2 separate regions of the Homo sapiens genome follow, and region 1 is linked to region 2. The links are chromatin contacts, found by Hi-C or POLR2A ChIA-PET in ENCODE. All regions are on one chromosome and are shown on one strand. Each heading gives the region's core, a stretch centred on a gene start or an enhancer-like site at or near the end of the contact. The rest is flanking DNA. Distances are from core to core; before and after follow the strand shown. Region 1 overlaps PTPRD (protein tyrosine phosphatase receptor type D). Region 2 overlaps PTPRD (protein tyrosine phosphatase receptor type D).

Region 1 (5,782 bases), core at 1,684-4,183, 140 kb after region 2:
AAATCCATGTAGAGCAAATAAGTGATTTCGATTGAAACATTTTTAATGTCTTCAAAAAAGTGGACTGATAAAATACTTTAAACATGAAAAGTAACTTAATTATTAAAAATTATAATTATAAAAATAGTTAACCAGAAGAAAAAACTCAAAATTCAGATATTTTTAAAGCACTATAGTTTATCATGTCTCTACTTTTTCTTGTGCAATTTTTATAACATGAAATAGATTGTGTGGCTGTTGTTTCAATGCAATGGGGAAACAAAATAGCCTTAAATGCTGTGGACTATGCTAAATATGAACTTATTTTCAAGGAAAAATTCAGTAATTCTGACTACTTTTTTTGTTAAGCTGCTTCCTAGAAGTGAAATGAAGGCTTCGGTCCCACCAGAGAGGCAAGTAGCACAAAGAAGTTTTCCTTTCTCTTTCTTCCAGCAAAATGACTCAGACTATGAAATTAAAATTTGGAAAACATCACCCTATTAAATTTCCCTCTCTTTATCACCATCGTGGCAGGGCAAATGAATGTTCCCTTCAGCTGTGTTCCCATGATTTTTATCCATTTACATATTGCAATTCCTCAAAAAAAAATTTAACTATTTCATTCCCTTGTACAAACTTTCTGAAGATTCTGAACTCAAGAGCAGAAAGTGCCTTATTGCTCATGATCCTTGTCACAGTCTAGATAATCTTGTAGACTCTAGCCCTTTGCCTACCTTTCTGGCCTCAATTTTGTTTTCCTCACTGTACTCTAGCTACACAGGACATATTTCAGTTTCTAAAGTGTGTTCCCTGACCCCATCACAGTGCTTTTCATATAGTATATAGTAAGGTAGCTAAATGCTAGAATAGCTCTCCCAGTTGTTGTCTCTAGAACAAGAGAACAACTGAAATCACAGTATAATAGGCTTTAATAATAAACACATTAAATAAAATGGTAGCCCTTCTTATTTAAAACAATGTCATCTTCATTGCTTGGGATGGGGAAAAAAAGAACTCAATTAACTTTGCAAATGAAATAAGATTTTATATGAGTACTCTAGTATGAGAAACCAAGTTTCCTCAGGAAACCCAAGAGAAAATCTGCAATGCTTAAAAAAGTTTACTTCAGTTTGCCCAAGAGAATGAAATTATGAAAGAACAAATAAAGACAGCTTGATCTAGAAGAAGAAAAAGATTATTCTTAAGAGGTATGTTGTGATCTTAAAGGGTAAGCTAAGCACATATAAAATAAAAGAGACGACATGCTCAGGTCAAACTTTTTAGAAGGGTTTCAGAAAAAAAGAGAAGAGGTTTTAATCATTACTAGATTGGAAAGTTACTTGTGCCCAATAAATATAACCAAAGAAAGGAGACAGTCTCAGAGACTCAACTCTTTTGGAGAAAACATATCTAAAAATCTATCAGGGGAACAAATCTGCAGATAGAGTAATTAGCACAATGAGGAACCACCTCTTCAGTACTTAGATAATCAGACCACATGGCATCTGAACTTCTGTAATTGAGAGGAAAATTGCCAAAAAGATCAATATAGAATTCTTAAAATTGTTTCACGTAAATATTGTGAGTCGATATTCACTAAATTGGCATAATTTATAACAAATTGGGATATGAGTGTTGCTTAGCCATTAGGGATTCTGAGAAGTTGGATGAGAAGTGAAATAAGGCATAGAAAAGATGAAACACAGTAAACAAGAACCCAGCAGGCAATAATATACTGAATCCAGAGCTAGCTCACACGCTCTGTAGGAATGTCCATCTTGGGTCACAGTTTTTTACTTCAGGGTGTGAAGATAGACAAGATGTGCTTGAAAAGTTTTTTTTTTTTTTTTTTGGCAGATGCAGTACTCATTTATTTTTTAACTGTCATAAGACAAAATATAGACAAGTATATGAATTCCTGGACTGCAAAGCAAAGTTGAATAAAAAGGAAACAGTACATTCTGAATCTGCAAACAGTAGTAGCCCTGTAGGTGTTAGGAAACGTTTAACATGTTAAACAGTTAAAAATTCACCTGAGCCTCCTAGAAATGTGGAAGGAAACAATAGCAGGAAATAGAATACTGGGGTCATGCTCCACTGCTGGAGAGAAATGTATTGTAGAAATAAAGAAGTTTCTGATGTCCCTAAAAGAATACAAGTTTTTCAAAGCCTGGAAAAGAGGGAAGAAGCACTCTGAGCAGGAGCCACTGACAGAGGTATTGGGCTTAGCAGACCACCTGGGGATGCACATTTCAGGACTATCAACAGCTTCTGTTCAGGCTCATGATTTCCGATATGAAATAAATATGGGGCTAAAAGAGGAACCCTCCCAAGAAAACATGTTGCACAGGTTTCAGCATCTCCATTTCTAGAGTTCATGGCAGCAACTCGTGCAGCACAGAACTTTATATATCTGCTCACAATAGAGTGTGTGAGCCATGCTACAAGACAGAATCCACATTCGTTACAAAACTGGGGCTGAAAATTAAATTGCTTTGAATATACTATTTGGGGAAAAATGGTGCCTCAGATTATACCTGGTGACTGAATCTTTTTTGTTTTTTTTTTTTTTTTTTCTCCCTGAGATGGAGTTTCACTCTTTTCGCCCAGGCTGGAGTTCAATGGCACCATCTCAGCTCACTGCAACCTTCGTCTCGCAGGTTCACACAATTCTCCTGCCTCAGCCTCCTGAGTAGCTGGGATTACAGGTACCCACCACCACACCTGGCTAATTTTTTTGTGTGTATTTTTAGTAGAGACAGGGTTTCACCATTTTGGCCGGGCTGGTCTCAAACTACTGACCTCAGGTGATCTACCTGCCTCGGCCTCCCAAAGTGCTGGGATTAGAGACGTGAGCCACTGCACCTGGCCTGAGTCTACCATTTTTACAAATTTCTAAACTTAGCAGTATGGCCGGAATGTTTCAAAAACACTCTTTGAGAAAGGAATGTATAAACAGGTGGATTTCCTCTGAGTCACTGTCCATGCAATGTTGTGATTAAGCTTATGACAGAAGAATTAGATCACGTGGAGATCACAGCTCTTGGAATCCAGAAAAATGGCATGAACTGAATGGCATCTCAGCAAGGGTGGTCCAAGCAAGATTTTCCTGGGATATATTCTTTCCATCATTCATCAGTGAATCACTGGTTCACTGCTGTAAAATAGTGGGTTGCTGTGTTTTCTGAACTTGGTGCATATAAAGATAGTATGGTAATAATCTTCTATGTCTTATTACTTTTATTTACTTTTTATTACTTCTATGTCCTCTGTACTTTTTAAACAGTGGGATCCTACACTAAAATCTTTGCATATTTGCATGAATGTTCACACCAGAATTGTTCTTAATAACAAAAATAAGAAGGGACAATGATCCATAGAAGTGTTTAATAAATTGTGCCATATTCTATCAATGAGCTATTGCTACGTGCATTAACATGGACAGTTCAGAAACCAAGATCAAAATAAAGACGAAAAAAGATCTGTCAATTGTGATTCAACTTATTTTGAAAACAGAAAAATAAACAACACATCGTAAGGGATACATACTTAAATAATTATAACGACAGAAAAGCAGGATGGTGTTTACCTCAATGAGGAGGAGTACTGCTGAGGTACTGAAGGAACTACAACCAATTTCAATGACTGATAGCTGCTGAAGTCACCCACACTACTTGGGAATCAGAGCAGTTAGCTGTCTGGCTGAGCAAATAAAAAAATTATTTCAGGCTTTCGTTTCTTTGGCCTTTAACTTACGAATTTTGGCCTTTGATTTGACTGGATTTTTACACAGCAAAGTGATTTCATTTGGAGATTTATGTCAACCTCTGGAAATGTAATAATGGAAGAGTTATAGTGTCCACATTTGGTTCTTTCAGTATCAGTGACATTATATTATTGTCTGCATACTGATATTCATTTATTGTGTACTACTGTAATCTACATTTGACAACATGGCTGGTGATAATTTGAGGTGGGAAAAATCAATAGTGTGGCAAAACCCAATAGGCTAACAGAACCAATACCTGCAGGATGTGGAGTATAATCTCCCTTCTTCTTCTTTCCTCTGGTTTTTGTGAGTGTCTCCATTAGAACAATCCACCTGATCTTCTCTTTACTCCTCTGATTCTAAAGTTTGGCAGAAGACCCTGAGCACATCCACTTCAGCCCCCTCTTGACTCCTGCCTCTCTCCATGCCTCTCAGTTTCAAATCTCAGTCAATTTCTATGCTGTCATGTGATGATCAGGGAGGGCCAACTCTGCCCTGTTTGGGAGGCATTTGGTTGTTCAGCTGCACCAATTATCAGGTTGGTAAGTTGGCTTAACTCAGTGGTAGGGTATTAAGCCTTTTTGCCCATGCCTTTATAACCACGTTTTCCAATCATCTCTATAATAAAACTATTTGACCTCCATTTGTCTGTCTCCTGAGTCTTAATTCTGAATTGATTCCAGGCTCAGGAGGGGAAGAACAGGGAATTATTTATTGATCCCCTAAACCCTAAGAGCAGTGATTATAATAAAACACTGGATGACATTATCAGATATTTATTATTATCAGATCAATCATTGTTTAACAGTCTTAATTCCTTTCATGACTCCATAACAAGACAATATTCTATAGACAATCCACAGAATGTACACACCACAGGGTCAGTAAAAGAGGAATGCCTTTTTAATAATAAATCATTTTTTGTGTGTTCCAATATTTTCAAGGAAGGAAGGCCTCAGGAAGAGATTTATATTAAGAGTCTGACAGTTCATTTGGAAACCTCATAAGGCAAAAGTTAGGAGTATAGTTATTAGAACAACTCTCAGGTTAGTCACGCTTCCTGTCTCTTTCCTCCCCTCATCCATTAAAAAGAGGAGGAAGAAAGAAAATAAGTTTCATAAGTTGAAGTTGGATTTAGCTAAGGTCACTTGAAATAACCAGCAGTATTTTTTCACTGCCTATATAAAATAATAGAAGATGCTCATATGTTGACTGATGTGTGTGGAACTACTTGCACAGCCTTCATAACAAAGAGCTCTGGGGTTTTGAAGATGGGTATTTTAATTGAAAACAACTACGAAAAATAAACTTTTATATGATTAATGTAAAGCAGTTTTACTTAACATTACACAATTACTAATACAAATTGTAAAAGTTTTGCCAATATGCTAAATCCTTTATTCCTCTCTCTAGCGCATATCCTAAATGCAATCAAAGGTGATGATTAGATGTTTTAAATTTATTCTAGCAATTATATACTTTATGTAACTATTATTGAAATGCTCAAAAATAAAATAATGTGAATGGCAATCACAGATTTTAAAAACTGTCTTTGCTTTAGTTATCAAGCCATCCAAAAAAAAAGAGCTGGAAATAGAGATTAAACATCTAATCTATAGCACCATTACAGAGAAATTATAGACTCCCTCAGCTTATATACAAACCATGATGCCTCTACCCCACATTCTCTTTGATGAGAAAACATGATCCAAAACTTCTCCTCCCTTTGTTTAACCCAGTTCTGCACCAAGACTTCTACTTACCTCACCATAACCAATCTCAGTAAGAGTTCTTTAAAGCAAAGGGTGAGCCCAACAGATTCACATTAAATTGTAATGTGAAACTCTAACTTCCTACAGAGGTTTGCACTAGGGGTGTGGGTATGTGTGTGTGTGCATAGTTTCTTCTGCAGCTTACCCTTTAACAAAACATAAGAAATCTTAAATAAGTGAAACATTTTCAATCACTAACAAGATATCTTGAGGAAGGACAACTATGAACTCCAGGGACTCAGGGCTTAATGGGAACTTTTCT
Region 2 (5,767 bases), core at 269-2,768:
TCTGCTAAAACAACCCACATGAAGACCAGGGGCTACCATTTCACTGACCAGTATGTCCAAGCACCTAGAACAGTGATTGGCAAAAACAAGCAATTAGGCACTCAACACATTGATTGAATATGTAATTTCAAAATTAGTCTTCTATTGTACCCTTAATTTTGTGTGTAATTCTCTCTTTTAACATCATATTGTAAACATCGTCCTCTATCATTTAATGTACAAATACAATACCTTTTAATATGGCTACATGATGTACCATAATTCCTTCTGTTGAATATTTAGGTTGTCTTCAAATTATCACTGTCATCAAAATGCTTCAGTGAACATCTCTGCACATAAAGCCAGTAGCATCTGATTATTTAATGATGACATATAAATAACAGAATTGGAAAATCTAGATCAAAATACGCAAATGATTTAATATGTTTTTGCTATATGCCATACACATATCTCCACCAGCAGTGAATGAAGAGCATTGATGCTGACCATTATAAATTTTTTTTCAAATTTTGCAAGAAAAATAAATAGTATATAATTGTTTTGATTCGTAATTATTTAATTACTGATAGTGCTGAATATTTTTGTATATGTCAATAACATCATCTTTAATTGGAAATACTGTTATTCTAAAAATTTAACATAGAATCTGATGTATAAAACATTTGGATGTATCTAATCTGTATATGACTATAAACATAGTCATATATATTTTCATGCTAAATAATGTTATTCATATTATATTGGTCATCCATAGTTTCAGAACACACACACACACCCACGTGTGTATCCATTGTACAATCATTGACATATGTATGTATATATATTTATATATAGTCTGATGACACATGTATATTTATTGACTGATGTAGAAGTATTTAACAGTAAAAATATTAGTGTTGATATGGTTAAAGTATGGAATATTAATTCCTGGTTTATGTTACACATAAAAATGTAATTATGTTTCAAATAATAAAGCTATGCTCATTCTCTCTCTCATACGCACTTTGAACTGGCATGAACAAAATCTCCTGTAGTAATTTCATATACATAAGACTTGACAGACACTTTATATACTTTCACAAGAATTTAAATATATCAGATATTTTTTAGTGTAAAATTAGAAAAAATAATTTAACATGACTATCAATATATTTTAAATTTTCAGCTTTGAGAGACATAATTTATCTGCTATTTTGATAAATTTTATCTATATATAATGAAAATATATGTAAATGAATATAGAAAATTGTGTAATAAAATTGAGTACATATTTACATTAAGTTCCTTTTTTCTTTTTTTATTTGTGGAAAGATGTTTCATTATACCTATCTGTAGGGGGAATAAAAAAAACAGTACTGAAGCTTCTGAAATGAAGTTAGAAAGGTGGTCTTGACTGAGTTCTCAGATGCGAATAGTACAGCTTGTGAGTATGCTTACTGTTCACAGAAGCCCTCTGCCCTGCCACCCCACGACACAAATCTGGTTGCTGCTGGGCATATTTCAAATTCAGAATCATGTAACTAGCAGCAGATGTGTCTGTCTGCAACTGTGATAGGCTCCATCTGCAGTTTGCACCTGTTGTTTTGCTGAGGCCAGAGTGCAGGTGTGCATATAAAAACTCAAAGGGCAAGTAGACAGCAAAATTAAGGAAGTGGTTTTTCCTCTCTCATGATCTGCGTTCCTGTTTTCTTTCTTTCCTTCCACTTCAAAAATTGAGATGCTGATGGAATCATAACCTGTGGTCAGCATCAGCCAATTATCCTAAGATAGTAATTATTGTAATTTTTCACTACAATCTTTGAAAAAAAAGGAATATAAGAAAAACAAATTTGAGAGCCAAAAGAAAAAAAAAGGAGATACATAATTCTTCAAGAGCAGCCTCTGCTTGGACTATTTTGATTCATGTTGATATAAGAAACACTTTGCTGTCAAGGGAAATATTGCTAGTGTGTGATTACATATTCAGAACTTCATCTATTTTTAAGAACATATTTTGTTTAAATATAGTTTTGAAAAACAATACTGAGATATTTTCTAGGGTATTTACATGGCCAGTTCTAGTTTTAAAATCACACTTCTGTAGACCGGTGGTTCTCAAACTTTATTGTACATATGAAGCCACTGCTGATATTGTTAAAATATAGATTTAGGGTAGGGCTGGGGCCTAAGCTTCGCCTTCTGAACAAAGTCTCATGATGCTGATGCTGCTGGTTCAGGGACCATACATATAATAGCTAGGCTGCAGTATACATACATACATATATATATATATATATATATATATATATATATATATGATTGCATCATATGAAGCATGTGGAATAATTTTGAAAACTGTGAAATCATTTAACAAATATAAACAATTTAAATATTAAAACTTTTCGATTACATTGATAATGAACATAATTAATGATAAATCTAAAAAACGTCATTCAATCAGTTATTAAATTATCACATTAGTGTTTTAAGCATTCAGCTATCTTGAGAAAGACATTGGCTTGAGTTCTAATGATAATTGCCTTCACGATCATTGTCCCTGGGTGTGATAGATAGATAAGCATTCTGTTCTTTTTGCCATCTACTTTTGATACATTCTTGCCCTTGTTGTGAGTTTCTTCATGATGTTTACAGAAGGATCTCCCAAATTCTCCCTTCTTCTTTTAGAGCCAAGAAGTTACAAAGCATATCCTTCATTGATCTCTTTAGTTTTTCTATTAAGTTGAACAGCTGAAATCTTAAGTTTATTTGGATCTCACTAATATATCGGTCTTTTCCAATCACATTTTTCTCTTACTCATTTCTACAGTAAGTATGGTTCATGGACTAGTAGCATGGGCACCAAGTGACAGCTTGTTAGAATCTCAGGCCCACCCCCTAGTCTACTAGGAGCCTGTATTTTATAGAGATCCTCGGGTGACTTGTGGGCACGTGAAAATTTGAGAAGCAGTGCTCTGGATAACACTTCTAATAATAAAATATAAATCTCTACTTTAACCTAGATTTAGAAACATGCCTAAAATCAATGGGAGTTTTGGAGACAGACAGATAACTCTTCAAATCCCAGCTGTTCAGCTTTTGAAATGATGCTCTGTTACAGTCTCCTCACGGTCCTCATCAATAATACCTTCTTCACATGTTGTCATAATAGAAGTGTGATGAAAATACAATGTACTCAGTACAGTGTCTGGCATATAATAAATAATCAATTGTTGCTAAAAACATGTATATACGTATGTGTGTATAAATATATAATATACATATATTTATAATTATAGATAAAGAAATTAGAGGAAGGAAAGTTTATGATTGCCAGAGATTACAAAGTGGTTAATTTTAGATCTTTGTGGATCAATGCTGACCTGATTACCAGTGTGATACATTCAAATACCATGTCACTTTGCTATAATAAAGCAATTCTCAGCAGTTCAACTAACTTCATATTTGCAAAGATTCTTACTTTTTCCCTGGCATCATGATCAGCATAGTAATTTTTCTTTTATTATTTTCTCTGAGAAACATTTTTTTAAATGAGGAAAAAATAAGCCCTCTCACAATATATCAATGCAATGTAAAAGACTGTTTAAAATATATTTCTTTGCAAAACATATTAAATGGATCATTATTTACATGAGATCTTCAGAAGTTATCATGGTCTATTGTGCAAATTTTAAACTGACACCAGAAAGGTAAATTATGTTTAGGCAGCTTTCAAAAACTGGAGTTTTGATTCAATAGACCGTAGCATCTCTTTGATGTGCTATTTTGTAATTCTTCAAATTATTTTGCAGTATATGCATAGCTATCATGATGCTGATAGATATTCATATTTAAATTATGAACTAAAGTAACCTTATACCTATATATGCCAATTTTTCATATCAAAAAACACAGAACTGAAAAAGCTGTAGAGCAGAACACAGTATTTGAACACATTTTTGTGGTGGGGTGATTTCTAGATTATCTCTGCATTCGTTAGGCATATCTGCTGTGTCACTTACCAATTTATTGCCTCAGCTCCCAATGCACCCTTCAATATAATAATCAACAGAATTTGTTTAAGCATTTCTCCTTAAAGTGAAGGTGATGTTAAGCTTTCTCAGTAGAAGGCACTGGGGAGAAATTGCAGGAGGAAGGGGCTTCCTGCAATTTCCAGCCCAGGCCAGAAGGGTCAGCAACGTGGGTGTAAGAATATCTAATAGATAATGTCCCAGCAGCCACTGGCTCAATACTTGTCCTTTTGTGACCTTGTTGCCTTGACCTGGCAATATTTCCACAGACACCTTGGACTCCCTGGGCAAGCCCTGCCTAGCTGGCCTGCACTCAACCACCTGCGTCCCAGAGGCTCACAACACCAAGTAGTTGCTCCTCCTGCCAGGTGCAGGCTCTGAAAACCTTCCACCTCCACCAGCACCTGGACTACCTTGCACTTCACACCGGCCACCAGGCGCTGATCTGTTGCTCCTCACCTGCTGGCACTGCACTATAAAGGGTGGCGTGTTTGTGAAGCAGCACCAGACAGCTCCAGCCCGGCCAAACCAGTAAACATCTCTGCTCTCCATTACCAAACCATGTCTTCTCCAAGGGAAGTCTTCCCTATTTGTCCTTCCTTGGATCAAGGGTTGTCTGCTTAGGTTGCCATATAAAATTTCCTTCTATCTTATAGCTACATTTACCATAGTTTGTTTGTTTGTTTGTTCATTAAAGTACTCCCTCTTTAACCTACTGTATGGTTTCTATCTCCTAGTTGGATCCAGACTGCTAGATTGGCTTTCTATAATTAGAAGTGAAAATTGTTCTGGAGATCATTTTGCTATCATAAGGGCTACTACTTAGTGTGAATTACCTTTGTGCCAGGCTCTTTACAAACATTATCTAATTTAATCCTGACAAAAAATCTTATAAAGTGAGTATTATAATCCACATTTTACAGATGAAGTAACTAAGCCTTAAACTTAGAAAATGTACTCAGAGCCAAGTGATAGAGTTGGGCTTCAAAACAAGTCCTCTCTCAATAGGATGGCTGTGTGTATAACTACTCTCTATTTTGTAACCATCCCAAAACTTAACTGTCCAAGAAAACTCCATTTTATTTCTATAATGACTAATGAACGTAATATTTTTAAAGGTTTATTATCCAAATAGAAATCAAAACGTTTCTAGAATGCATTAGCCTGTAGTGCTTATATAGGACATGGTCTTTACCTTCTGAGCTTTCCTGGTTCTGCCAAATTGATACGGTAATATACAGGCTCATAAGAAAGAAAGACACGCTTCAGAAGAGTATATTGTCCGATAACATACAGAGGTCTCGTTACATTTAAATTTCAAATGAAATGATGATTTTCTTTTTTATAAGTATATCCCAAGTAATACAGTGACACCCCCCAAAATTATTTTTTGTTTACCTAAAATTCGAATTTAACTCCATGCCCTGTGTTTTTATTTGCTAAATCTGGCAAGCCTACAAGAGAAGTTTCTCCTTTGCCTGTTACTGTTCCTGTAAGTTTCTGTGAATCTTATCGCAACAAAAGTAAGCTCAAAATAAGACAATGCATCTAGGATACGACCCCACTTTCCAAATACATAAAGTTGTTCAAGTTCAAATACATAAGGTTTATTCTAAGTTTTCTCATAGACACGAAATAAATTTTAAGATTGAAATAAATTCCTAGTAGACCTAGTTTTATTATTATATCATGACTTCTGATCTTATTCGTGAGGGCTGCTAAGAGTTTTAAGAGACCCCAAAACTCGTTGGGGCTAAAAC

What was found. Hi-C counts contacts between places; a loop is a spot of excess contacts on that map. ChIA-PET counts read pairs that join two places held with the same protein, here RNA polymerase II (POLR2A). Pooled maps may share reads with other maps.
Region 1: a map of OCI-LY7 shows a loop between it and region 2 (5-fold over the local background). The contact joins two enhancer-like sites. A Hi-C loop is called at or near these places in 1 of 168 maps with a recorded cell type or tissue (OCI-LY7), 1 of 37 single-sample maps with no recorded cell type and 4 of 50 pooled maps. POLR2A ChIA-PET finds 5 or more read pairs at or near these places in 1 of 52 experiments (OCI-LY7).

What each region holds. Positions count from the first base shown.
Region 1 is chr9:9,745,003-9,750,784 of GRCh38, forward strand. The region is part of intron 6 of PTPRD (protein tyrosine phosphatase receptor type D); the gene reads right to left. Among named protein-coding and RNA genes, the nearest start is that of PTPRD, 870 kb to the right of the region's middle. Within about 2 kb of position 2,934, at least 2 of the 41 ENCODE cell types and tissues checked have a DNase peak (open chromatin) inside an H3K27ac peak, as active enhancers do; they include OCI-LY7, where a contact is called at or near this core.
Region 2 is chr9:9,610,878-9,616,644 of GRCh38, forward strand. All of the region lies in intron 7 of PTPRD (protein tyrosine phosphatase receptor type D), which reads right to left. Among named protein-coding and RNA genes, the nearest start is that of PTPRD-AS1, 760 kb to the left of the region's middle. Within about 2 kb of position 1,519, at least 2 of the 41 ENCODE cell types and tissues checked have a DNase peak (open chromatin) inside an H3K27ac peak, as active enhancers do; they include OCI-LY7, where a contact is called at or near this core.